7 separate regions of the Homo sapiens genome follow, and all the other regions are linked to region 7. The links are chromatin contacts, found by Hi-C or POLR2A ChIA-PET in ENCODE. All regions are on one chromosome and are shown on one strand. The core of a region is the stretch at or near the end of the contact, and the rest is flanking DNA. Distances in the headings are between cores, read along the strand shown. Region 1 holds the start of RPF2 (ribosome production factor 2 homolog). Region 2 overlaps SOBP (sine oculis binding protein homolog). Region 3 holds the start of SLC60A2 (solute carrier family 60 member 2). Region 4 holds the start of GTF3C6 (general transcription factor IIIC subunit 6). Region 5 overlaps SCML4 (Scm polycomb group protein like 4). Region 6 holds the start of PDSS2 (decaprenyl diphosphate synthase subunit 2). Region 7 holds the start of CD164 (CD164 molecule).

What was found. A loop is a pair of places that touch in the nucleus more often than their neighbours do. ChIA-PET counts read pairs that join two places held with the same protein, here RNA polymerase II (POLR2A). Pooled maps may share reads with other maps.
Region 1: a loop to region 7 is called in a map of B cell, with 10 times the contacts of the local background. The contact joins the promoter of RPF2 here to the promoter of CD164 in region 7. A Hi-C loop is called at or near these places in 3 of 168 maps with a recorded cell type or tissue (B cell and naive thymus-derived CD4-positive, alpha-beta T cell), 1 of 37 single-sample maps with no recorded cell type and 10 of 50 pooled maps. POLR2A ChIA-PET finds 5 or more read pairs at or near these places in 1 of 52 experiments (A549).
Region 2: a loop to region 7 is called in a map with no recorded cell type, with 8 times the contacts of the local background. The contact joins the enhancer-like site here to the promoter of CD164 in region 7. A Hi-C loop is called at or near these places in 3 of 37 single-sample maps with no recorded cell type and 3 of 50 pooled maps.
Region 3: a map of CD8-positive, alpha-beta T cell shows a loop between it and region 7 (16-fold over the local background). The contact joins the promoter of SLC60A2 here to the promoter of CD164 in region 7. A Hi-C loop is called at or near these places in 1 of 168 maps with a recorded cell type or tissue (CD8-positive, alpha-beta T cell), 1 of 37 single-sample maps with no recorded cell type and 7 of 50 pooled maps.
Region 4: a map of naive thymus-derived CD4-positive, alpha-beta T cell shows a loop between it and region 7 (17-fold over the local background). The contact joins the promoter of GTF3C6 here to the promoter of CD164 in region 7. A Hi-C loop is called at or near these places in 1 of 168 maps with a recorded cell type or tissue (naive thymus-derived CD4-positive, alpha-beta T cell) and 9 of 50 pooled maps. POLR2A ChIA-PET finds 5 or more read pairs at or near these places in 2 of 52 experiments (PC-9 and activated CD4-positive, alpha-beta T cell).
Region 5: a map of CD8-positive, alpha-beta T cell shows a loop between it and region 7 (11-fold over the local background). The contact joins the enhancer-like site here to the promoter of CD164 in region 7. A Hi-C loop is called at or near these places in 2 of 168 maps with a recorded cell type or tissue (CD8-positive, alpha-beta T cell and naive thymus-derived CD4-positive, alpha-beta T cell) and 5 of 50 pooled maps.
Region 6: a loop to region 7 is called in a map of CD4-positive, alpha-beta T cell, with 6 times the contacts of the local background. The contact joins the promoter of PDSS2 here to the promoter of CD164 in region 7. A Hi-C loop is called at or near these places in 2 of 168 maps with a recorded cell type or tissue (CD4-positive, alpha-beta T cell and naive thymus-derived CD4-positive, alpha-beta T cell) and 9 of 50 pooled maps. POLR2A ChIA-PET finds 5 or more read pairs at or near these places in 1 of 52 experiments (CD4-positive, alpha-beta T cell).

Annotation. Positions count from the first base shown.
Region 1 is chr6:110,980,175-110,983,497 of GRCh38, reverse strand. RPF2 (ribosome production factor 2 homolog) reads right to left here and starts at 1,460. Exons shown (of 10, transcript NM_032194.3): 1 at 1,369-1,460. The coding sequence starts at 1,391.
Region 2 is chr6:107,656,869-107,660,481 of GRCh38, reverse strand. SOBP (sine oculis binding protein homolog) reads right to left here. Exons shown (of 7, transcript NM_018013.4): 7 at 1-2,275. Among named protein-coding and RNA genes, the nearest start is that of SCML4, 170 kb to the left of the region's middle. RefSeq lists enhancers at 2,148-2,337, 1,799-2,375, 2,578-2,627, 2,376-2,953. Within about 2 kb of position 2,226, at least 21 of the 41 ENCODE cell types and tissues checked have a DNase peak (open chromatin) inside an H3K27ac peak, as active enhancers do.
Region 3 is chr6:111,257,089-111,260,809 of GRCh38, reverse strand. SLC60A2 (solute carrier family 60 member 2) reads right to left here and starts at 1,471. Exons shown (of 4, transcript NM_153369.4): 1 at 1,083-1,471. The coding sequence starts at 1,109. SLC60A2-DT (SLC60A2 divergent transcript) reads left to right here and starts at 1,598. Exons shown (of 3, transcript XR_001743807.2): 1 at 1,598-1,686. It overlaps LOC124901378 (a long non-coding RNA gene), which reads right to left. Exons shown (of 2, transcript XR_007059708.1): 2 at 3,100-3,721. RefSeq lists enhancers at 1,362-1,441, 1,762-1,821.
Region 4 is chr6:110,956,412-110,959,996 of GRCh38, reverse strand. GTF3C6 (general transcription factor IIIC subunit 6) reads right to left here and starts at 1,291. Exons shown (of 6, transcript NM_138408.4): 1 at 1,171-1,291; 2 at 745-825. The coding sequence starts at 1,227. RefSeq lists an enhancer at 969-1,418.
Region 5 is chr6:107,714,885-107,718,458 of GRCh38, reverse strand. The region is part of intron 6 of SCML4 (Scm polycomb group protein like 4); the gene reads left to right. Among named protein-coding and RNA genes, the nearest start is that of SCML4, 110 kb to the left of the region's middle. RefSeq lists a silencer at 1,534-1,683. Within about 2 kb of position 1,583, at least 6 of the 41 ENCODE cell types and tissues checked have a DNase peak (open chromatin) inside an H3K27ac peak, as active enhancers do; they include CD8-positive, alpha-beta T cell, where a contact is called at or near this core.
Region 6 is chr6:107,457,888-107,461,188 of GRCh38, reverse strand. It overlaps PDSS2 (decaprenyl diphosphate synthase subunit 2), which reads left to right and starts at 1,625. Exons shown (of 8, transcript NM_020381.4): 1 at 1,625-2,199. The coding sequence starts at 1,904. RefSeq lists enhancers at 663-1,584, 1,305-1,754.
Region 7 is chr6:109,380,661-109,384,003 of GRCh38, reverse strand. It overlaps CD164 (CD164 molecule), which reads left to right and starts at 1,537. Exons shown (of 6, transcript NM_006016.6): 1 at 1,537-1,800. The coding sequence starts at 1,626. RefSeq lists enhancers at 920-1,149, 1,230-1,579, 1,135-1,644 and a silencer at 1,800-2,079.

The DNA.
Region 1 (3,323 bases), core at 211-2,710, 1.6 Mb before region 7:
TGTGCGCCTATAGTCCCAGCTACTCAGCAGGCTGAGGTAGGAGGACTGCTTGATCCCAGGGAGGTCGAGGCTGCAGTGAGCTGTGATGGGGCTACTGCACTCCAGCCTGGGTGACAGAGTGATACCCTGTCTCAAAAAAAAACAAATTTTTTAAAGCTAGATTTAAAAATTCGTCTAGACCAATTACCCTGTAAAATATGAAGGGAAAATAAATTCATTATTCTGACTTTATGATGTGACAGTAGGAGTGGCATGTTTTTACACACTTCTGTTCAAAAGAGGGGCTTCACCTCTGCTTCCTCTACAATGAGCACCTTGCTTTTCAGACAGTTCTCTGCCATCTACTGAAAGAATTCTTCCTCCCAAATAATTATGACCCTCCCTCGTCCAGTCCCATGGACACTTTGGGAAGAAAAAGAGACCATACATACACTTAAGTTTCCCATGTAGATTTTTAAAATACTCCTCCAGATATAATGTCACATATAAAGCTTCTGATCATTTACTGGTTGATAAAGATACAAATTATTCTATCTTTTGTATCTCATTAAACAGCAACAAATGCAAATAGCAATTAACATGTTTTATTAGCTGCCTGCTCCCAATTAACGTGTGAACTAGTCCCAATACCTAGTAAACTACTCTTTGTAGTCCAAACAGCTAGAGGCATAGCAGGTGTGCAAAATCTCTGAATGACTAAAACTGTCGTTTTGGATACATGTTAACTTAGGTAAATAGCAAGAAAATCACAGCAAGTAACAGCAGGGCTGTTTAGCCCAAATATTCTTGAACAAATTTAAAACAGGTATCATTCAAGGATAACTCAGAGGAGTGTACAAAGTTGGAAGGAAAAGAAAAAACTAATGAACATTTCTACGTGCTGCAGCAAAGGCTCTACATACATTCTCGAAACTAACCCTCACAGCTCTATGAAGTATGACTATGGTGAGCGCTATTTTACAGAATAAGCTAAGATTTAGAGATATTTAATGACCCAAAGTCACAAAGCTTTAAGTGGACGCGCCAGACTGTCACTCAGATCTGTCGGATTCCGAGGGCTGTGCTCCTAACCCCACTATACCATCTGTCTCATACTTCGGAAGTCAGACGTTTTTCAACTGGCTAGGATAAAAGCGGCCAACGCTTCAATCCCACATCCCTCCCATCCCACGGCTCCCACTTGAGAGCTTCCCCACTGTCTCCTGGCAAGCAGCTCGCGCTGAGGAGGACCCGGGCTGGTGATCGATCGGCCCCCACCCAGGTAATTAGAGGGGTAACCAGGAAGAGTGAGAGGCCGAGACAGTACCACCCTCATCACGGGACCCTTTCACCCCAACGCTCCCCGGGGCTGAGACCCAGCGCACTTACACTACTCGATCCAGAGTGTCCATCGCTACCGCTACCTGCAACTCTTAACCAGGGGGCATGCACGTGCCCTCGGCGATTACGTGCGCCGGAACAGGCGGAACCGGAAGCTGCGCGTAACGCCACTTCCGGGGACGGCCTCGTAGAGGGCGTCTAGAGGCGCTGGCGGCCATCTTGATTGGAATCGCGCCCTGTTGTCTTGGTTACGGATTTTTGCCCCGGCTCTTTCCTGGAGTTACAGGTGCGAGGTAATACTTTTAAGTAACACTGGCCGGGCGTGGTGGCTCACGCCTGTAATCCCAGGATTTTGGGAGGCCCAGGCGGGCGGATTACCTGATAACAGGAGTTCGAGACCAGCCTGGCCAACATGGCGAAACCCCGTCTCTACTAAAAATACAAAAATTAGCCGGGCGTGGTGGCGGGCGCCTCTAACCCCAGCTACTCGGGAGGCTGAGGCAGGGAGAACTGCTTGAACCCGGGAGGCGGAGGTTGCAGTGAGCGGAGATCGCGCCACTGCACTCCAGCCTGGGTGACAGAGCGAGACTTCGTCTCAAAAATAAAATAAAAATAAAATAAAATAACATAGACCCTCGCAGTTTGATGTACGCGCTAGTGTGCATACCTGGAGTCAGGTATTCAGAAACCAGATTTTATTCTTCAAGGAATCCCAGGATGCTAGAAAGGTTGATTGATTGCACGGTAGGTACTCACATAAGCACTAAAAACATTGATGTGAAAGGGGCACTATTGACAACTATGCGATCTGTGTGACAGAATTTATGACTACCACAGTTGCCTAGTACATAAAAGATGCGCAGAAAATGTACTGCTGTTCGTGATTTTTCCCCAGTTTTTAAGTTACCATATACTTCACATACCATAAAATGTACCCCTTTACAGTGTACAATTCAGTGATTTTTGGTGTATTCACAAAGATGTGCAAATATCACCACTAATTCCAGAATATTTAATCACCTCAAAAAGAACCCCCCTGACACACACACCCAGTAGCAGTCCATGCCCCACTTCCCCCTCCTGCCAGCCCTTGGCAACCAATAATCTACTTTATGTTCAATGGATTTGCCTATTCTGAACATATATAAATGGTTTCGTGCAACGTATGGCCTTTTGTGTTTGACTTCTTTCACTATCTTTTTGAGGTTCATACATGTAGCGTGGATCAGTACTTCCATTTTGTTAGGACTGAATAATATTCCTTTGTATGGATATACCACATTTTGTTTATCCATTTATCAACCTAGGTACTTTTTTTATTTTAGACATAGTCTTGCTCTGTCGCCAGGGCTGAAGTGCAGTGGTGCGATCTTGGCTTACTGCGCCGTCCACCTCCCGGGTTCAAGCAGTTCTGCCTCAGCCTCCCAAGTAGCTGGGATTACATGCACGCACCACCACACCTTGCTAACTTTTGTATTTTTTAGTAGAGACAGGGTTTCACCATGTTGGCCAGGCTGGTCTTGAACTTCTGAGCTCAGGTAATCCACCCGCCTTGGCCTCTCAAAGTGCTAGGAATACAGGCGTGAGCTACTGTACCCGGCAGCTTATGTACATTTGAATGGTTCCTATTTTTTGGCTATTATGGATTATGCTGCTTTGTGTTTTTTTGTTTTGTTTTGCTTTGCTTTGTTTTGTTTCTGAGACAGAGTCTCACTCTGTCACACAGGCTGGAGTGCAGTGATGCAATCTCAGGTTACTGCAACCTCCATCTCCTGGGTTCAAGTGATTCTAGTGCTTCAGCCTCTCGAGTAGCTGGGACCACAAGCGCGTGCCACCACACCCAGCTGCTTTGAATATTAGTGTACAAATTTTTGTGTGGACATACATTTTCAATTCTCTAGGAGAAAAATTGCTGGGTCATATGCTGACTCTTAAGTGTAACATTTTGAGGCACTGGTAAACTGTTTTCCAAAGCACCTGCACCACTTAAATTCCCATGAGCA
Region 2 (3,613 bases), core at 977-3,476, 1.7 Mb after region 7:
AGATCAGGACTTGAAGAGCACTTGGAAGGGACACCACACCTGGGTCTACAGCCTAAACACTCACTTCCCATGCACTGTGTGCTGTCAGTGATGGGCATGGTTAGGAAGCAGGCCCTGGAACGGACGGAGTGGGCTCTTGTCTGCAGACAAGCGTGGTCTAGCAGGTCAGGAAGAGACAGTGCCATCCCAGTAGCTTACCATCTTTTAAAACTCCTTAGTTCTATTTTTTAAAATGTTTCCCAGGGGGAGAAAAATGAACACCTCTGTAATAAAACAAAAAACAAAAAACAAAAAAAAACAGTAGTCATAATAATGAGAAAAGCCAAATAAGCACATGTAAGTGCATTTTTTTTCTTCGAGATTTATTTTTTGTTTGATGAATCTGACACCAGTCAGGGAGAGGAGAATGTTGTGACCCAGCAGAAAAATATGGCCCCAGAGGAGGGGCGGCTTCTTCCTGCCTGGGTGGGTTTGGTGCTGGGGTTGATTTGTTATTATTTTTTAATTTGTTGCTGGAAGGTTTTCTTTTGTTTACTTTTATAAATCTCTCCCCGGGCTTGCGAGCTTCCCCTCCCTCCCGCCTCCCCTTCCCCTGCCCCCAAATTTCATTTTTAAAAAGCGAGCTTGCTCGCCAGGTGTGTCCCCCAAGCTCTCACAGCTCTAATAAATAAGGAGCACCTGTAAAACAGTAGCTTGACTTGTGAAGTGACTCTGTACAAAGGAGAATCTAGAAATACAGTATGTACACCGCATCCTTGGGCCGTGGTGCTTCAAGGCTGGCGCCACACCGTCCTGGCCCTGCCCACCCGCAACTCGCCACCCCTCCTGCTGAGGCTCCGCGGCCTTGTGGGGCGGGGGCACCTGGACCCCTCCAGAGGGAACAATTGCTTTATTTGAGTTAGTAAACAGATACACTGAATCACAAGGTGATTTGATTTTTTTTTTTTTTAGTTTTCTTCCTTTTTTGATTTTTTTCTTAATTTTTTCTCTTCTTTTCTTTTTCTTTTTTTTTCTGTACTCATCAGAATGGGATACTCCACAACTGTCTCACCAACTCAGTGCCAGTACACATGCTCTAGAGGACTTCTGGACTCGCAGCTACAACTGTACAAGTGCACACAAGTGAATCTACCCTGTTATCCTCCACCCACTGATTGAGGATCGAATTGCACATTTCTCTTAACCATGACAGGAGAAAGCAAACAGTGAAACAGAATCATGGGTGATCTTTCTCACTTTCCCTCTTGTTTTCATTGGTTTGTCCATACCATTCTAATTATCATGAAAGGGCTCTGCATATAGAGAGATTGTCTCACTGACTTCCTGGATCACCGAAAACCATCAGGGTTGAAATTTCATCTGAGTCTTTCCTGACGCCCAGCAAATATTCCCCCTCGGATTATTTTACACCTTGAGGGCATTTTGGTCTTCAGTTCAACACTCTTGCTCTGTTCCCAAATGGGGCGCTATTTAGGGGAATTTAAAGAGAAAGCTGAGAAGAATAAACATTTACCGAGTTCTCTTGGCATTCAGTCTCTGAAAAACCACAGTATAAACTATTCATGCTGCTTCTTACATCTGTCAAATCGAAAATTAAAAGCCATAAAAGTGTAACACTGAAAATATGGCATCAAAAAGGATAAAGGTGGCCTTTGTAAAAATAACAAGAAAAGTATATTAGCCAATAAAATATTCTAACTCTTCATTTAAAAGTGCATCCCGGGCAGGACAGAGATGACTCTGAAGCATTGGGCCTCCAGGACCACCCCTCTCCGCCATCAAAACGTGAACAATATAGGTCCAAAACCGTACAATGCAAATCACAATTCTTAGTGTAGCAGCAAAACCACAGCAGTTTTTAAAAAGATTAAAAAAAGATTTTTTGTGTTCCAATCCATATCATCTTCCAGCCTCAGTCGCTGAGCCTTGAAGATGGGGCGGGGAGAATACCTACATTGGTCCTTGTGGCTTGTCGGTATTTCGTTTTTTTTAAAAGCCAGGGGTGAAATCCCTAAGTTCCTCTGGGGAGAAGCAGAGATGGTGGCAGCAGGAAGGCTGGGCCTGCTTGGTGGGTCCAAGATGCGCGGGCTTCTCTGGGCTAGAGGCCATCGAGGGAGGGCTGCTTCCTCTGAGATGCTTAATGACAGGAAGCGGCTTTATTTGCTTGAGTTTTAGCCAGAGGGGGTGGTGAGCTGACCAGCTGGTGTCATTGGATGGCGTGACATGGTTTGCTCTGCGCCCTCTCTCCATGAGCGTACCCTGTGAGTGAACGTTCCTGGAAAAAGAGCAGAAGGGGCTGTCAGAATCCACTGGACCGATCCCCCTCCCTCCGCCCAGCTGGGGAGAACCCAGGCATGAGTCAGACAGCAGCACACTCTCCAGCCGCCAGGGCAGACCTAGGATGAGCCCCAGAACCGCTGCAGCACAGCGTGATTTCAACAGGAGTTTCATTCACGGTCTGCTCAGGTCAGCCCTGCCAGCTTTGTGTGAGGAAATGAAACTCAAGTCGCTTTTTGGAATACCATAATGAGTAGGGTACACCACGCCCTCACCCAAAGACCACAGCATCCTTTGCAACCCAGCAACCCTCCCCCTCCACATGACTGCATGCTTAACCAGCAGGAGGCTTTTTTTTTTTTTTGAGACAGGGTCTCGCTCTGTTGCCCAAGCTGGAGTGCAGTGGTGCAACTGGCTCACTGCAATCTCTGCCTCCCAGTTTCAAGTGATTCTCCTGCCTCAGCCTCCCAAAGTGCTGGGATTACAGGCATGAACCACCGCATCCAGCCCCAGCAGGAGGTCTTTTGAGTCACCCAAGGTCACTCCAAAGCCAGGCAAGGTCACGGAGGACCCTGGAGCTCCTGACCTCACTCCTGTAACCCCATGTCTCAGCTCTGGTATTTGCTGAAAAGAGGGCCAATAGATTCACTTTTTGGCAAGTGGAAAATTACCATGGACACATATACCTATCTTCAGAAGTTTCCCACAAAGGCAACTAAGCTGGAAGAAATGCTTGCTTTTCTCCGTGTGTGGGTCTTGCCTGTAAAAGGTGAGCCATTCACATCTCTTCACATCCAAAACAAACAGTAGCACTGGACTGGAAGAAAATAAATCAACCAAGAGCCTTGGGGTCCCAGGGCAGAGGCTCTGAACAGGATTTTCCACCAGGAAAGTCAGTTTCTGGGGAATGCTCATCCCAACATTCACCGAGATATGAGGCTCTGCCTCTTGATACCTGCAGCCTTCTTTCATTTGCCGCCAGTCACTTGGTTTGAAATAGAGCTTCCTGAGGCCACTCAGTCAGTTCTGGGAGCAGCCACTTAGAAGTCTGCCAACTGCATGGTAAAGCCCCAGAGGTCAGGGGCTTGTCTGTTTTGCTCGTGTCTCTACACCCAACTCGTAGCTCAGAGTCTGGCCCGCTGTGGGCGCTCGACACACTTTGATCACATGAGTGGGTCAGGCGCCTCTCTTCTGCCATGCCCCAAAACAGCACCTTTTCTTCCTGCCAATAAATGAGGCTGTCAGAAATGTGAATGGGTAAAATTTGGCTAAGGTGAGGTGGTGACAGAGGACTTGTAAACATCTTTACAACTGTTGAGATTATTCTTAGAACAAT
Region 3 (3,721 bases), core at 222-2,721, 1.9 Mb before region 7:
CAGGACCGGACAAGTCAGTGACGACTCACCAAAAGTCTGAAGTGATTTCTTTCTTCACCCCTCCCCACCGCCCCCAATCAAAATACTCTAAGAAACAACTGTGGCTCAGAGTCCCTGAGATGGTAAGTGACCACACATGACTCTTGGGAGGACTCATCCTCTCAACTCCCCCAGGATCATAATTATCAAGTGATAAGGAGGAGGTTTCCGAAAAGTGAATTGAGTGGCGACCCAGGGGTTTGGCAAAAGGCGCCTCTAGGCTTGCCCTTTGCTCCAAGAAAAACATTTAAGAATCTAAAGGTTGGTTTTATTAATAAATAGGATGGTGGGCAGAGTAAAAGACATATTTCTGGCTCTATCACTTAACCAGCTGTGTGATCCAGAAAGTCACTTTCCCCTCCGGGCCTATTTCCTTATCTGCAAAATTAAGCGGTTGGCTGAATTTGGTCAGATCACCAGGAAGAAATTCCAGAAAAGTAGTTTTTCTGTGTAATAATTTGGGGGTTGAGTGGGTGGGTGCGGAGAGCAGCGGCCAAAGACCTGGTGAACCCCTCTTGCAACCTTCCCATCCGACGAAGGAGACGTAGGAAGGCTTGCCGGGCCGGGCGCCGTGGCTCACGCCGGTAATCCCAATACTTTGGGAGGCCGAGGTGGGCGGATCACCTGAGGTCAGGAGTTTGAAACCAGCCTGGCCAACATGGCGAAGCCCCGTCTCTACTAAAAATACAAAAATTAGCCGGGCTTAGTGGCAGGCGCCTGTAATCCCAGCTACTCGGGAGGCTGACGCAGGAGAATCGCTTGAACCCTGGGGGCAGAGGTTGCAGTGAGCCGAGATCGCACCACTGCACTCCAGCCTGGGCAACAGAGCGAGACTCCGTCAAAAAAAAAAAAAAAAAAAGCTTGCTGGAGCTGAAAGACGTATTCAGAAAATCTATTTCCTCCAAGATTAGAATTGTGCCCATTTTCTAGATGATGAAACTGAGGCCCAGTCAGATTAGGTAACGCGCCCAAGGTCAGTTTGCAAGTGGCGAAGGCAAGACTCGAACGCCCCGGCCTGGGAGTGTTGCAGCCCCGGCTCTCACCAGCCCCAGGAAGGAGGCACACAGCATCAAGGTGGTGAACCACCGCAGCTTGCTCCCGGTCCCACCGCTCTGCCAGGAGACCACCACCACCTCCGGCTCCGGCTCATTCTCCGCCGGGGCCTCCGCCTGCAGGAGCCGCTGCCCCGCAGCCGGGGGCCCGGCCCCACGGAGCTCCACCTCTAACTCCAGCTCGGCGGCTCCGGAGAAGTCGTCTTGCTGCCGCCGCGCTTCTCAGCAGAACTTCTGGAGCTCCGAGAAGAGCACTGGCCCCGACCCCAGGCACGGGTGTCCCTCCGGGCGCCACCTCCCAGCGGACCGCCCGGAACCGGGGCAGAGAAGAGGAACTTCGGCACGCCGCAGGTGTTCGTGGCAAAAGACGCTCGCTCTCCAGCAAGCAGGCGCATGCGCGGGTCACGTGGCGGAAATGTGGCCTCTCGCCAACCGCTATCGTGCCTCAAGCCGGAAGTTGATATGGTTGCCTAGGAGACCGGACGTAGCTCTCTAGCCTAGGCATCATACTTAGCTGAGCTCACAGAGGCTGGCGGACGTGCGCCCCATGGCGGAGCGAGCTGAAGTTGCAGCCTGGGACCAGGGAAATCAAGAGGTAAAAATGCGGCCAAACCATTATGAGGAAAAGGGGCCAAGAATTACACTGTAGCGCCTCGCGCCGGCTCCCCGGTCTCCTGGGGAGCGAAGGGAGCCTGAAGAGCTGGTCCTTATACAGCTTTCTGAAATCCCTGAGATCTGTCAATGAATCGCGCATCTTTCACTCCACAAGTATTTGTTGAACGTCATTGTGTAAGTTATCACGTATATTATCTCAACCCTCACAACACTCCAAATTCCACGTTATCCCCGTTGTACAGATAGAAAGATTAAGTCATAGAAAATAATTAACAATCTGCCCAAGCTCAGTCATCGAATTAGTGGCCGTATATAAACAGTGTAACAGTAGCTCAAGAAAGAAATCGGGATCCAAAGCTGTGGTTTCAAACACAATTCCTGAAATAATTCCAATTCCTGAAATAATTCCATCGTTGTAAAGAAGTGGAGCGTGGCATCGATTTGAGGAATTTTTTTTATATACTTTAAGTTTTAGGGTACATGTGCACAACGTGCAGGTTAGTTACATATGTATACATGTGCCATGTTGGTGTGCTGCACCCATTAACTCGTCATTTAACATTAGGTATATCTCCTAATGCTATCCCTCCCCCCTGATTTGAGGAATTGTTTTCCTTTTGCTCTTTAACAAAGCGTACCACAGCCTCAAAATGTTATATACTTTTCTTTGTGGTCTATTTGAAATGTTCTTTTCCACCTGATTCTTCCAACTTTCATCCACTTAGGCTCCCAGACTACAAACCTTAGTCTCATCATCCCTTGCAACCCGTCTCTCCAGACTTATTCGTTTAGTCATTAAGTCTTCCCCCCACCCGCACCCCCACTTTTTTTTTTGTTTGTTTGTTTTCTTTTTTGAGACAGAGCCTATGTCGCCCGGGCTGGAGTGTTGTGGCGCTTTTTGGTAGAGACGAGTTTTCACCATGTCGGCCAGGCTGGTCTCGAACTCCTGACCTCAAGTGATTCGCCTGCCTTTGGCCTTCCAAAGTGCTGAGATTACAGGTATGAGCCACCATGCCCCGCCAAGCATTTCTTTTTTATTTATTTATTTATTTATTTATTTATTTATTTATTTATTTATTTGAGACGGAATCTCGCTCTGTCGCCCAGGCTGGAGTGCAATGGTGCGATCTCGGCTCACTGCAACCTCTGCCTCCTAGGTTCAAGCGATTCTCCTGCGTCAGCCTCCTGAGTAGCCGGGATTACAGGCGCGTGCCACCACGCACGGCTAATTTTTTTATTTAGTAGAGACGGGGTTTCACCATGTTGGTCAGGCTGGTCTCGAACTCCTGACCTCATGATCCGACCGCCTCGGCCTCCCAAAGTGCTGGGATTACAGGCGTGGGCCACCGCGCCCGGCCCGCCAAGCATTTATTTTAGAGCAGGTCAGCTGGCATTCCTTCATATGAGAATGTCTTTATTTCACTTTGATTCCTGAAAATATTTTCACTGAAAATAGAGTTCTGGGCTAACCGTTATTTCCTTTCAGCACAGAAAGATGAGATTTCTATTCGAGTTTTAGCTACCCATGCCACCCAACAGTTCCCAGCTGGGGTCTCTCCTCAGGACAAACCACAAGAAAAGAAGAAAAAAGCCAGGAAATTCATCCCCTTGCAGGTTTCTAAGTTTTGACTCCCTACCTCAATTCTTTATTTACTTTTCAGAGGCGGCAGGTAGTTGCCATTTGTATTTTGTCATGAGTCTTTCAGTCGTAATCAGTGAGAGAGGGGCTGAAGTAGACTAATGACGCCAAACCAGGACTTTTCTACCTATCTTTGGAGAATCCATGTTAAAACAAACAAACAAACAAACAAACAAACAAAACCTACTTTGGTAGGTAGTCTTTTCTCACCTGCCTTTCAGCCTTGAGGCTGGTTTAGTTTCACAACTATATAGTTGTGCTGCTCCTAAATCTTGTCACAGGTTTTACCTCGTGTTACAGTTCTTTTAGCACTTATCTTCAGTTCCTTAGTAGATTATAAACTCAATGAGATTGAAACTATGGATGTTATATGTCT
Region 4 (3,585 bases), core at 42-2,541, 1.6 Mb before region 7:
CAGCTAATTTATTATTATTATTATTTTTTTTTTTTATTGAGATGGAGTTTTGCCCTTTGTTGCCCAGGCTGGAGTACAGTGGCGCGATCTCGGCTCACTGCAACCTCTGCCTCCAGGGATCACGCGATTCTCCTGTCTCGGCCTCCCGAGTAGCTGGGATTACAGGCGCCCACCACCATGCCTGGCTAATTTTTGTATTTCAGTAGAGACGGGGTTACACCATGTTGGCCAGGCTGGTCTCGAACTCCTGGGCTCGTGATCTACCCGCCTCGGCCTCCCAGTATTGGGATTACAGGCGTGAGCCACCGCGCCTGGCCATTTTTTTTTATTATTATTTTAGAGAAGGGGTCTCGTTATGTTGCCTAGGATGGTCTCCAATTCCTGGGCTCAAGTGATCCTCCCACCTCTGCCTCCCAAAGTGCTGAGAATACAGGAATATATGTACGGTTCCATATCACAATGTTACTTCCTCCAAATCTGTAACTTTCTCTTCAGCCACACATTCAAACAGGCAAGCAAAGTTAGCCATTTTCTCCTATCTGCTCCCATAGTCCCCGCTGTACTTCTACATTATACTTAATTACATATTAATTAATTATACTTAGTATACTTCTTATCCTTAGAGTTCACTACTTTGTAAGGTGAAATAAATATATCAATACTTGCGGATAGGTATTTCACCATTGATTCTTGTTTTACATTTAAGACACTCTAGAACAATCCCCCCAAGTCTAGAAAACTCACCAAAACCTTGCATTTATTTTCACATTTTGAGAGGAAGTCTGAATCAATAATTCCTGATAATTCCACCAGAACCAACTGCTCCTGGTGAAAGAAAGAGGGGTTAACATGCTAGCACGCGAGCGGCCAAGAGGGAGCAATTAGCAAAAGAAGCCAAATTTCCCACATTTGTGAAAACCGGACCCTGTTTTCAGCAAGAGGAAACTACGCTACCTAAGGTAACTTCCCGGTACTTCCCATCCCAAGTACGGGGTGACGATTAGGGCTAAGGTCCCAAGCTGCCCGGCTCCTCGCGCCCAGGAGCAAGAAGCCGGTGAGGAGCAGTGGGGCCTCCCTCCGGCCCGCAGCTCCCCAACTCCCTTCCCCACACACAGCCAGCACAGGCATCACCGCCACTGCGGTGCAGGCTTTTGGCGTAGCGCTTACTACCTCCTCTTCCTCGTCTTCTCCGTCCTCTGGACTCCGCTCGTCCGCCGCCGCCGCCATGGTCCCGCGGCGCCTCGCCTTCTAGTCACTGGCCACGCCCGCCCGGAGCCGCCATCTTGAGTACGGGCTTCAGCTCCGAGGCGAAGCAGCTTATTGGGTTCCTGCCGCTCCGCTCCTCGCCGCGCAAATTGCTTCTGCCAGAACTCGAGATGTCGGCTTCCGGCGGGCGGGTGGCTACGGGCGCCGAGAGCGCCGGTACCCACGTGGAGACTCGCCACGGGCCTCCTCGTTTCTCGGTGCCTCAGAGCAGGGGCTGGGGGTGGGCTGCCGTAGGCAGCGGAGCCCGCTCGGTCACGCAAGAGTCGCCGGGCTCTCGGCCCCGCTGGCGGGGAGGACTGGCAAGGCAGAAGGGATAAAGGCGAAAACAAGGAAACCATGGTTTCAGGCGGATCATGGACAGAAAGGCCTTGTGTTTGACCCGAGCACATTTCTTGGAAAGAAATTCTTAATATTGTGTGAGCGCTCATCCTCAATTCAACGTACCCCAAGCCAAGTTAAAGGCACATTCAGTTTAATACTAATGAGCGCCTACACAGTAAAAAGCACTGCACCAGGAGCTATGAAAAATAGAAAGTGGGCTTAAGTTTCAGGCCTGCAGGAGCATAAGATCTGTGAGAGGTACATAAATGGATCCAAGCAAGTGCTGTAAGAGATACACATTGTTATAGGAACACAGAGACCTGGGCAAGAGAAGTTTGAACAGAATTTTCAGAAGTATCCCATAGATGTTTGTGATTGTGAAAGAAACGGTCTTCGTACTTGCGATAGCGTGATCTAGTGGTTAAGATCGTGAGTTTTGGATTTTTATTTATTTATTTATTTGGAGATGGAGTTTTGCTCTTGTTACCCAGGCTGGAGTGCAATGGTGCAATCTCGGCTCACTGCAGCCTCCACCTCCCGGGTTCAAGCGATTCTCCTGCCTCAGCCTCCCGAGTAGCTGGGATTATAGGCATGCGCCACCACGCCCGGCGAATTCTGTTATTTTTAGTAGAGACGGGGTTTCTCCATGTTGGTCAGGCTGGTCTCGAACTCCCGACCTCAGGCGATCCCCCTGCCTGGGCCTCCCAAAATGCTGGGATTACAGGTGTGAGCCACCGTCCCCAGCCTGAGCTTTGGATTTTAATACCAGTCAAGTTCTGCTGCATTATTAACAGCAAGGCTTTGGGCAGATTGGTGGTTGTGAGGATTAAATGAGACAATACATATAAAATAAATTTAGCCCAGTATTCAGCACATAGTAAGCATTTAAAGTGCATTTAATCTATTATTAGTAGTAATATATAAATTTTTTAGTATGATGCTCTTTCTCTCTTTCTTTTATTCATTGTTTGTTTCTTTCTTTCTCTCTTTCTTTCCTTTCTTTTTTGTGACAGGGTCTGGCTCTGTCGCCCAGCCTGGAGTGCAGTGGCGCCATCGTAGCTCCCTGTACCCTCAAACTCCTGGGCTCAAAGGGAGCCTCCTACCTCTGCTTCCTGAGTAACTGGGACTACAGGTGCACGCCACAGCGCCTGTCTTTACATAATGGTTGTATGAGTGTGCCATAACTTGATCCTCTATTTTTTAACACATAGGTTATTTACAATTTGTGGATATTGTAAATAACACTCTTTTGTGTATATTTTTGTCCAGTTGCCTAATTAAATGTATAGGATTTCATAGCTTAAAAAAGTAGAAGGAACACTGGACCTGTTAGAAGTACATTTCAATTCTAGCTCTGAAGCTTAATAATTGTGAAGTTTTCCAACCTCAGTTTTCTTATTTATTATATGAGGATGAAAATAATTATACTTAACACCGGGTGCGGTGTCTCAAGCCTGTAATCCCAGCACTTTAGGATGCTGAGGCGGGCGGATCACAAGGTCAGGAGATTGAGACCATTCTGGCTAACACGATGAAACCCTGTCCCTACTAAAAACACAAAAAAATTAGCTGGGCATGGTGGTGTGCACCTGTAGTCCCAGCTACTCCGGAGGCTGAGGCAGGAGAATGGCGTGAACCCGGGAGGCGGAGCTTGCAGTGAGCCAAGATTGTGCCACTGCACTCCAGCCTGGCCGACAGAGCAAGACTCCGTCTCAAAAAATAATAATAATACTTACTGTGTCTTTTTTGCTTGGAAAGCAAAAATTCAATCGTATATCTAAAAATACTTGGTAAACTGAAAAATTACATAAATTGTCAGATTTTGAGGGAGATGTGGGGAGAGTAAGGAGGAGTGGATAATCCAAGCTGAGGGAACAGCAGAAACAAAGGCTTGAGGAATGAAAATATGTGTGTTTTGAAAGGTTAGTGTGTTATAACTCAAGATGTCCCTTTAAAATAAACAAGCCTCATACTTCTAGCAAAAGTTATTGTTTGGTA
Region 5 (3,574 bases), core at 334-2,833, 1.7 Mb after region 7:
TAAAGACATACCCGAAACTGGGTAATTTGTAAAGGAAAGACGCTTAATGGACTCACAGTTCCACATGGCTGGGGAGGCCTCACAATCATGGCAGAAGGCAAAGGGAAAGCAAAGGCACGTCTTACATGGTGACAGGTAAGAGGGCTTGTGCAAGGGAACTCCCCTTTATAAGACCATCAGATGTCGTGAGACTTACTGGCTACCACAGGAACAGAATGGGGGAACCAAACCCATGATTCAATTATCTCCAACTGGCTCCATCCTTGACACATGGGGATTATTACAATTCAAGGTGAGATTTGGGTGGGGACACAGAGCTAACTCATATCATCCTGGAATCAGGCCCTGACAGTCTGAGTAATCTTGCCAGACGACTGGCCGAGGGGCAGCCCAGACCCTTCCTCAGCCTCCAGCTCTGAGAAAGCCTCTCTGCTGGAGCCTGGTTGCACCCCAGGAGAGGCCCCCTAGCTCAGGCCCTTCTGCCTGTCAGGATCTGGGATGAGATCAGAGACACGGAGTCCACCTGTGCCTGCTGCCTTTCATCCCAAGAACATCAATACCTGAACCCTGAATCCTGGCTGTCTTTTTAATAACTTAGAAGTATTAGAACCAGCCAGGCACGATGGTTCATGCCTGCAATCCCACCACTTTGGGAGGCCAAGGCGGGTGGATCACTTGAGGTCAGGAGTTTGAGACCAGCCTGACCAACATGGTGAAACCCCGTCTCTACTAAAAATACAAAGATTAGCTGGGTGTCGTGATGCACGCCTGTAATACCAGCTACTTGAGAGGCTGAGGCAAGAGAATCGCTTGAACCCGGGAGGTGGAGGTTGCAGTGAGCAGAGATTGCGCCACTGCACTCCAGCCTGGGCAACAAAGCTAGACTCTGTCTCAAAAAATAAATAAATAAAAATAAATATTAGAGAGAACTTTGCCTGAGACCCTGAAATCCAGTTGTCCATAATCAGCAGGACCCCCACCACGGGACTGTGGGATGTTTAAAATCGCAAAGCCACCTAACCTCTTTGGAGAAAAGCTGCTATGTGATGTATCAGTTGAAGTTCACTGTTGAGCCTTTGTGATACACTGAAGAAAAATGAAATTATTCATCCTTTGTAGGTCTGTTAACACTTTAATTCTCCGAAGATTCCTTTTTTTTTTTTTTTTTGAGACAGAGTCTCGCTCTGTCACCCAGGCTGCAAGCTCTGCCTCTTGGGTTCATGCCATTCTCCTGCCTCAGCCTCCTGAGTAGCTGGGACTACAGGTGCCTGCCACCACACCTGGCTTTTTTTTTTTTTTTTTTTTTTTTTTTTTTGTATTTTTAGTAGAGACGGGGTTTCACAGTGTTAGCCAGGATGGTCTCGATCTCCTGACCTCGTGATCTGCCTGCCTCGGCCTCCCAAAGTGCTGGGACCACAGGCGTGAGCCACCCCGCCCAGCCGAAAGATTCCTTTTAACCAGTGCCTTCCTCAGGGTGCTAAATAAAACCGCAGGTACCAGAAACAGCCAGTCAGCCATGCACATTCTCAGCAGTGAGACAGAGGAAGTGGGTGGGGAGAAGACGGAAGGAAGGATAGCACCAGTGTCTCTGAAAGAGGTTTCCGTTTCTGCTTACATTTCATTGACCAAAATGTAGTCACATGGCCACTTGCTGCAAGGGATGCTGGGAAATGTGGTTTTCATTCCTAGCAACCATGATTCCAGATGGAAGTTAGGGCTGCTATTACAGAGGAAGAAGTGCAAAGTAACGCTGAGTAGGCAATGGGAAGTCTGATCAGAAATGCTCACTCCCTCCTTTTTCCTCCCATGGCACTTTGTTTCCTCATCTATAGTTCTTACTCTATCCTAGAGAAAGGAACAGACCCTCAGCTTTGTGAAGCCTCTTATTCATATTTGAACCCCCCACAGCCCTGGCAAAGGGGGGCTTGAGGCCTGTATCAGACTGTTATTTATTGAACACCTACACTCAAGGGGGCCAGACAGTTTCCGACTTATTATAAGTTATATGTTTAGGATTTAATATTTATAAAAAGGTATTGGTATATTTGATTTAAAGATAAAGAAAAAGAGGTTCAAGAGAAGGTAAATCAAGTGTTAAGCCAGGATCTGACTTCAGTGGGCTCCAAAGCCTGTCTTTCAAAACAACCCCAGGGGTTTTCAAATCATGCCTGATGGCTTTCAAGGTTCTAAGAGATGGAGAAGATGGAACAAGAGCAGACAGGACTCCAGGTGCCCTCCCTCTCTTTAAGCAGGGCCTTTTCACATTTGCAGAGTGGGGTTCTATATGTGCTTTGCTTAAACAAAATTTGCACAACTAAAAATGTTTGGAAACCATGGAGATAAAAACCATGCTGACTTGAGTGGCAGGATGTTAAAGTGGGAGAGAAACCGCCAGCGTCCTCACCCATTTCTCACCTAGCTGTCAGCCTAGTGCCTGCTGTGGGTCCCCCCACACCCCACCCTCCCACCCAAATGACTGTTCAATATTGCTCTGAAGTTCCATCCCAAGTAAAAAGCAGTTATCATCAAAAAAACCATACCTCTTTAAGGGAGTTTGACCCAAGTCATAAACCATGGAAGAGACTTAGAAATGGCATTTTCCCCATGGTACTAATCAAAATGGTTTAAAACCACAAAAGCCAGAAAACTGCATGAGGCTGCAGGCAGAAGGGTGGGTATTGATGACTTGACAAACTCCTCAGCCTTCTCTCTCTGGCGGTACTTACCTTTAGCTTCCTGCAGTTGTGATATATCACGTCTGTCTCCGCTGCCAGTGGGCTCCAAGGGGATGTGTTCACAGGGCACATTTTCCTGGTGTCTGCTGATGCTCTGGTGAAAGTTTGAGAGCTCTTCCTTGTCTCTCATCCAAGATATAATCACCAAGAGCTATAAAGAGGTTTTGGATAACAAAAGCTTCCTGACTTGGGCATTTAACAAGACACACTGTAGAATTCCCAACCACAACTAGGTCCAAGATTCAGAATCAAGAAACGAAGTCAATCTGATATTGCTATTACAACCCAAATGCCTCCTGTGGTTGGATTTTTATTTGATAGGGCCTGGCATTGGGTGAGGGATGGAGACAATTTAGCTAGAAAAAGAAGAATGAGAACAGCATTGTATGTGAGGAGGTGAAGCGGACAAAAGCATGGCAAGAGCTGATTAATTAAAGAGTTTGTGTAGGGGCCAGACGCAGTGGCTCACACCTGTAATCCCAGCACTTTGAGAGGCAGAGGTGGGCGGATCATCTGAGGTCAGGAGTTCAAGACCAGCCCAGTCAATATGGTGAAACCCCGTCCCTACTAAAAATACAAAAATTAGCTGGGTGTGGCGGCACATGCCTGTAATCCCAGCTACTCGGGAGGCTGAGGCTCGAGAATCGCTTGAACCTGGGAGGTGGAGGTTGCACTGAGCCGAGATCATGCCACTGCACTGCAGCCTGGATGACAAAGCGGGACTTCATCTCAAAAAAAAAAAAAAATAAAGGGTTTGTGCAGGGACACCAGGGAAACCATGCTGGGAGGTTTGGGATCCATTTCAAGCAGATGGGGCTTTGCTCTGTAGTAACTGTAAA
Region 6 (3,301 bases), core at 376-2,875, 1.9 Mb after region 7:
AGAAAATCATCTTGTTTTGCAAAGTGAACAACTACTCTTTAAGTCCCAATCTTTATTTGTAGCTCAAGAGGCTGGTACAGTATTATGCATGATGCTCATTTAAAAAATACTGACAGGCTGGGCATGGTAGCTGGTAGCTCACACCTGTAATCCCAGCACTTTGGGAAGCCGAAGTGGGCGGATCACTCGAGGTCAGGAGTTTGAGACCAGCCTGGTCAACATGGTGAAACCCAGTCTCTACTAAAAATACAAAAGTTAGCCGGGCGTGGTGGCAGGCGCCTGTAGTCCCAGCCACTTGGGAGGCTGAGGCACAAGAATTGCTTGAAACTGGGAGGCGGAGGTTGCAGTGAGCTGAAATCGCGCCGCTGTACTCCAGCTTGGGTGACAGAGCAAGACCCATCTCAAAAAATAAATAAAAAATAAAAATAAAATACCATGAATTTGGAAGGATTTTGAAAGTTTTAGAGAGTTTTATAAGCTATTTTTAAGAGTGTAAAAAATGGATAATATATCCTTTATTAAGAACGGTTAACACCTGTTTTAGGTGATAAGAAAGGAGGTAAGATCTTAGGCACATTTGAAAAAAAAATAGGTAGCATTACTTAAAAGATAATCATATTGACTGTTTCCTCTCAGCAATAAGGAGAAAAGAGTGGATGGGAGCCTATTATTTAGACGGTGTAATCTTTCGGTTAGAATACGGATTCTGAAACCAGATTGTCTGGGCTCACATCCCTGTCTAGTGTGGTCTTAGGGAACTTACGCGACTCGACTGCACCTTAGTTTCCTCATACAAAACACGGAGAATACTAATATTATCTACTTAATGAGGTTGTTCTGAGGATTAAATAAAGTAATACATGAACTAGTACGTGAAAAGCACTCCGGTCAGCGATAGTCTTCAATCCTGGAGTTGAGCTCCAGGCTAGGCATAAAGAGGAAGATAAGAGGCAGGGAGTAGGCAACGTTTCATTCTTCCTCTCCGCACCCGCGGGAAGGAGGCACCGCTGTTTCTCCCAAGGCTCAGCGAGGAGGCCGGTAATTCGAAGTTGGATCCGAGGACTTTCCTTGGGACCCCTTTCCGCCGCACCACGCTGCCTTATGTCTGGTTGGGCCCTGAGGACACGAGGGCTCAGCCCCACGCCCCGACTAGGCGTTCCACCACTGAGACGTGGCCCCAGCTCCAGGAGGCATGCAGCCCGAGAGGCCGCCTTCACGCCCGGCCACGGCCACTGCCACTGCCAGGGGCTGGTGGCGATAGCGACAAAAAGCTTCCGGGAGGAACTGGTGCCTCCGCCCGACGCCCTTCCTTGCGGGCAAGCCGGGGGCTGACCGTTGTTCGTGACACCAATACTTATGCATGCCACTCAGTGCTGGGCGCCGGGGACTCTAATGAATCCAGACTCGGCCCAGATACCGTGTGCAGAGGGACCACTCGCCGCCCACAACTGATCCCTGTCACTGACGACCTTTGCTGGCCCAGAGCGGCGGGGTGGGAGGAGCTGAACCTCCCAACCCGGGTTCACCTCCAAAGCACCGCCCCTGCGGGGGCGTTCTCGGGTACGCCGTAAAGTAGAGAGTATACTTAACAACCCGCCTCTGTCTTTACGGCAGGCCGCATTCCATGCCTCCAATATGGCGTCCTCCACATAGGCAGTGGCTGTGGTTTCTACCCCGGGTGGCCGGGGGCAGTGCTGAGCTGGGACTGTTGTTTGCCCAGCCTGGGCTGCAGAAAGCAGCAGTTAAAGTTCGTTTCTGGTCACTGCTCCAGGAAGCCACCTTACTCTGAGGGTCAAGAATTGCCGCTTCCTTTTAGTTACTGTAAGTTCCTCCTCTGCCCCTGGTTTGTTTCCCGCGGCACTTCTGGATACCCCCAGGTCCCAGACCCTTCCAGACTCAAACCATGAACTTTCGGCAGCTGCTGTTGCACTTGCCACGTTATCTTGGAGCCTCGGGTTCCCCGCGTCGCCTGTGGTGGTCCCCGTCCCTCGACACCATCTCCTCGGTGGGCTCTTGGCGTGGTCGGTCCTCCAAGTCCCCGGCCCACTGGAATCAGGTAGTGTCAGAGGCGGAGAAGATCGTGGGGTACCCCACGTCCTTCATGAGCCTTCGCTGCCTGCTGAGCGACGAGCTCAGCAACATCGCTATGCAGGTGCGGAAGCTGGTGGGCACTCAGCACCCTCTGCTTACCACAGCCAGGTGAGCTACCCCTCTCCCGCTGACACACTCGCACTCATTGGAATACTTTTTTTTCTGGCGGGCATACGCATTCTAGCTCTCTCAGACTGGCTCCTGATTTATCTCTTTTTAGTCCTTCCTTTTTACTCACTCCTCCTAGACATTCCGTGTTGTCTCTTCTCTAGTCCACTTAACGTTCTTGCTCAGCTGAGTGCATAAGTGGTTTTCTTTGAAACACTTGTATGCTTTCCTCGATTTTGCTTCTTAATTGTTGAGGATGAAGATGCCTCAGTGATTTGTGGAGAAATCGAGCGGAGATGTAGGTTTATTGAGTCACTTCCTAGAAATTTTTTTTTTTTTTAATGGGATAGATTAATTTTCTGTCCCGCACTGTTCAGGGGGTCACCTCCAGAAAGTAGGCAAGGAGAGAGAGAGAGGCTGAAGGTAGATAATTCTTTCCAACGAATGTCTTGGGGTTGAAGTAGGAATTTATCCCGTTAGTAGTCATTATCTTCTTGGGATGTTTATCACTTATGCTGTACTACTGCTGTGAAACCTGCCTTTAGGATTTATAAAAGTTTTTTTTTTTTTTTTTTTTGAGACGGAGTCTCGCTTTGTCGCCCAGGCGGGAGTAGCTGGGACTACAGGTGCCCGCCACCACGTCCGGCTAATTTTGTTTTTGTATTTTTAGTAGATACGGGGTTTCACCGTGTTAGCCAGGATCGTCTCAATCTCCTGACCTCGTGATCCACCCGCCTCGGCCTCCCAAAGTGCTGGGATTACAGGCGTGAGCCACCGTGCCCGGCCAAAAGTTTTTTTTTTTTCTTCCACTTAAACCCCACACCTGAATTGTAATTAGTTTAAACATACAGCGAAGTTACAAAAATAATATAGTTCAAAGAACACACTTGCATACTCTTTAATCAGATCCACCTGCTACGTAGATATGTCTATATATGTCAATATATACATTAAATACATATACACACAGATATATATACTATTCACGTGTATATATCTTTCTATATATTTTTTTCTGAATCATTTGATGGTAGATTGCATACATCACGATCCTTTTCCCCTAAATACTTCAGTATGTATTTCCTAAGCATAGCAGTAATCT
Region 7 (3,343 bases), core at 288-2,787:
GCATTACAGGCGTGAGCCACCGCGTCCGGCCCCTATTTACATTCTTAACCTTAAAAAAAAATTAAAGTTGCCTTGCGCTTTCATTTGGTCTGGGTGCCAGATAGTCAAGTGTTAAATATAGAGAGAGGCCTCCTGAGAGAAGAGCAGACACTTCTCTGAAGGGCTTATGGTGGGAGCTCACTTCCCTGACAGCATTCTCATGCTTCTGGGCTGGATCAGTCAAAACTATCAGCTTTTTGTTTACATCCAAGCAACACTACTCCAACTAGCGTAGTCATTGGAACAAATGTTCATAGTCCTGAGGGTACAGAAGGACGACACTGAAAAGATCCCAAGGGGAAATAAAATCTTTCTATTTGAGCAAAAAGGTAAAAGCACTATGTAGTCATCTTTTTTGGCACATCAAAAAAGTCATCGTGGCACATCAAGACAGACCTCACGAAAGCAATTAATATTCCTATATTATTAGGATAACTTTGCATAATTAAAATTACATAAGTGTACAACAGCTGAAAACACAGCATTAAATACAACTTTTAAAGTCTAATTTTTACCATGTGATAACCGTATCAAATTTTGCGAATATTTTGTGAGACTTGGCAGTAGATGGCGCTCACCTTTACTAAAAGTCTGAGCAGCGCCTTAACACTAACAGGAACTTAAGAATCCAGCTCTGATGTCAGGCAATCCCGTGTCCAGGTCAGGTCACTTTTTTAAGTCTCAGTTTCCTCACTGGTAATGTGGGGGTGGGGGCCTCCCCAATGACCTCGCAACTCAGACCGCTTTTGATTCTCTGACTACAGTGGTGGAGTTGAGACAGGTCGGCTGCTGCAACCGCCGTCTGAAATAGCAATCCGGAAAAGTCAGGTTGGGAAAGTGACAGAGTAGACGCCCTGCGGCTCTGATCCGGGCGGCGCCTCAGCTGCCCACACTATGTGGGCGGCAACGCACAAACTCCTTAACCACGTGGTGCCTCCATTCCCCTAGGGAGTCCCATCACAGGATAACTTCTAGCAAAATCAATCTTCAAGAAAAAAAGAAGGGGTCCTGCCGAAGATATAAGGAAGCTCCCTGGGGATCCCGCAGCACAGCACAAACTTAGTTCTTGAGAGCCGCACAAAACCAACTTCCGCCCCAGTGGAGTTGCGTCCGGAAGGCGCGGCCCCGGAGGTCACGTGGGCCCGCGGAATTACAGCCTGGCGGGGCGCTCAGGTGGAAGCAGTAGGCCACATTATGTCGACTGTTCCATGCAAGTCAGGGTGGGGGCCGTCCCTATCGCAGGCATGAGACAAGTCCAGCTGCGTCGTGTCTGGTAATCTGAGGGCAAGAAGAACGATTTGCAGAAGCTCCCAGTTTTCTTGGCTGTGGCACAGTCGCTTTGAGGGCCAGGTTCCTTCGGCTTCCTCCCGACTCCCCTGCTTCCCCCCGTAGGATTCCCGTTGGTATCGTCCGAGCCCCACCTCCCTCCTCTTCGCCCCCGCACGCCGAAAACAGGGGCCTCTCACGTGACCCCTGCGCGCTCCCGCGGGGGAGCGTAGTCTCGGAGGCGGCGCCGCAGGGGATTGAGGGGTTGACTGAGCGTTGCGAGCCTTAGCTTTCTCCCGAACGCCAGCGCTGAGGACACGATGTCGCGGCTCTCCCGCTCACTGCTTTGGGCCGCCACCTGCCTGGGCGTGCTCTGCGTGCTGTCCGCGGACAAGAACACGACCCAGCACCCGAACGTGACGACTTTAGCGCCCATCTCCAACGTAACCTCGGCGCCGGTGACGTCCCTCCCGCTGGTCACCACTCCGGCACCAGGTGGGCGCGGGCCCTGTGGGCTTCCCGCCCTCCCCTGCCCAGCCGAGCCGCACTGCCTCCTCGCCGTGCGGGCGGGGCCCGGGTTCGGGCCACGGTCGGGCGGGCGGGCCGCGCTCGGGGTGCGGCGGCGACTCCGGCAACATGGCGGCCAGCCTGGAGTCCACTCGTGGCCGGGCCGGGTGGGGAGCGCGCTGGGGGGAAGCGGACGCGCGGTTCCCAGTGGCTGCGGGGCTGGGGCCCCCCTCGAAGTGTTGCAAGTCGAGGTGCCTTTTAAAAGTGCATCGTAATTCCTAGCCTCACTTGGGGTCGGAAATGGGGACGTGGCTTCCTTCCGCGGGGGCAGCGGTGGGGTTGAGGATGGGGCCGGGCGTCGCGCCTCTGAGGTTGGCGGTGGGGCCGAGCTGCCTCTCCCTGCCACTGGTTGTTCACCCTCCCGGCGCCTCTCTCCGGAGGTAGCCTTCTCCGGAAGTCCGGGAAAGAGAAACTTAAAGACGGTAATGCTCGTTCGTGTCTCAGACTTGAGTCTGAGAAGGTCGCTTGAGATTTAATTACATTGGTTTTGCAGATAGGAATAGAATGTAGCTGACGTTTGAGCACGTAGTTAGTGAAAACTTCACACTTCAAAGTATGCGAAAAGGAAGAAAAGTACCCATGTATGTACCGGGTGTTTTGCGTACGTATCCTAAGGCTAAACTGGAAGGTAGGTAGTGAAACCTAGGAGGTAGATGCAGAGACGGAGATGAGTAAACTCTCCTGACATTGTATGTTTATTCTTTTTTCAATTGTTTTTAAAATTTTCTTAACTATGTCCTGTGCTCAGATAGCGTATGTTTAGTAGGTCGTGGAACGGGGGTTTGTGCCCAGGTCTGTGGGTTTTCTAAAACCCGATCAGGAGCGTGTCTTTTGTTATGTGCAGTCGCATAGGGCTGGTTAAGGCATACATACATTTTAAAGCAGAAATTGCCATATACCGTGACAACACAAAAGAGAGAAGGAAGATAAGTTTGAGGTAATAAGCGGGAGAAACACTAGAGGTTTAAAACCTGCAGTCTCGTATGATTGGTTATTCTAGTTAACATTAGTTAAGGAGTAATGTTTACGTAGTTAACATTGGCTTCTTGACCGAAGAATGCCGAAGTGTAATGATTTTTATCACGGCATTCATATTCTACAAATTCTCCTCTAGTTTTAGTATTTTATAAAAGTTTAATAAAGTATATAGTAAACTTAATGTTTTGTTTTTAGTTTAAGGAAGATGTAATGGTAACATTTCAAAACGAGGGAAGTAAATTGCAGTATAATACTGGGAATTCTAACCGCACTATTTTAAGATGATAGAGCAGAATATGTTTGTCTCAGTCTTAATTTGACAGTTTCCTTTCAGAATTGTAGTGTGTGTGTAAGAGAAGGTTGGAAGTATCAAATTAATTTGTCTTTGTGTAATTGAAGTGCGTGCAAAGGAGGTATGTATTTTCTGGAAATCATAAGTGGATGTAGTGTGGTCTGAAAGGTAGCAAGTTTAGTTCATTGTAAAGAACATTTC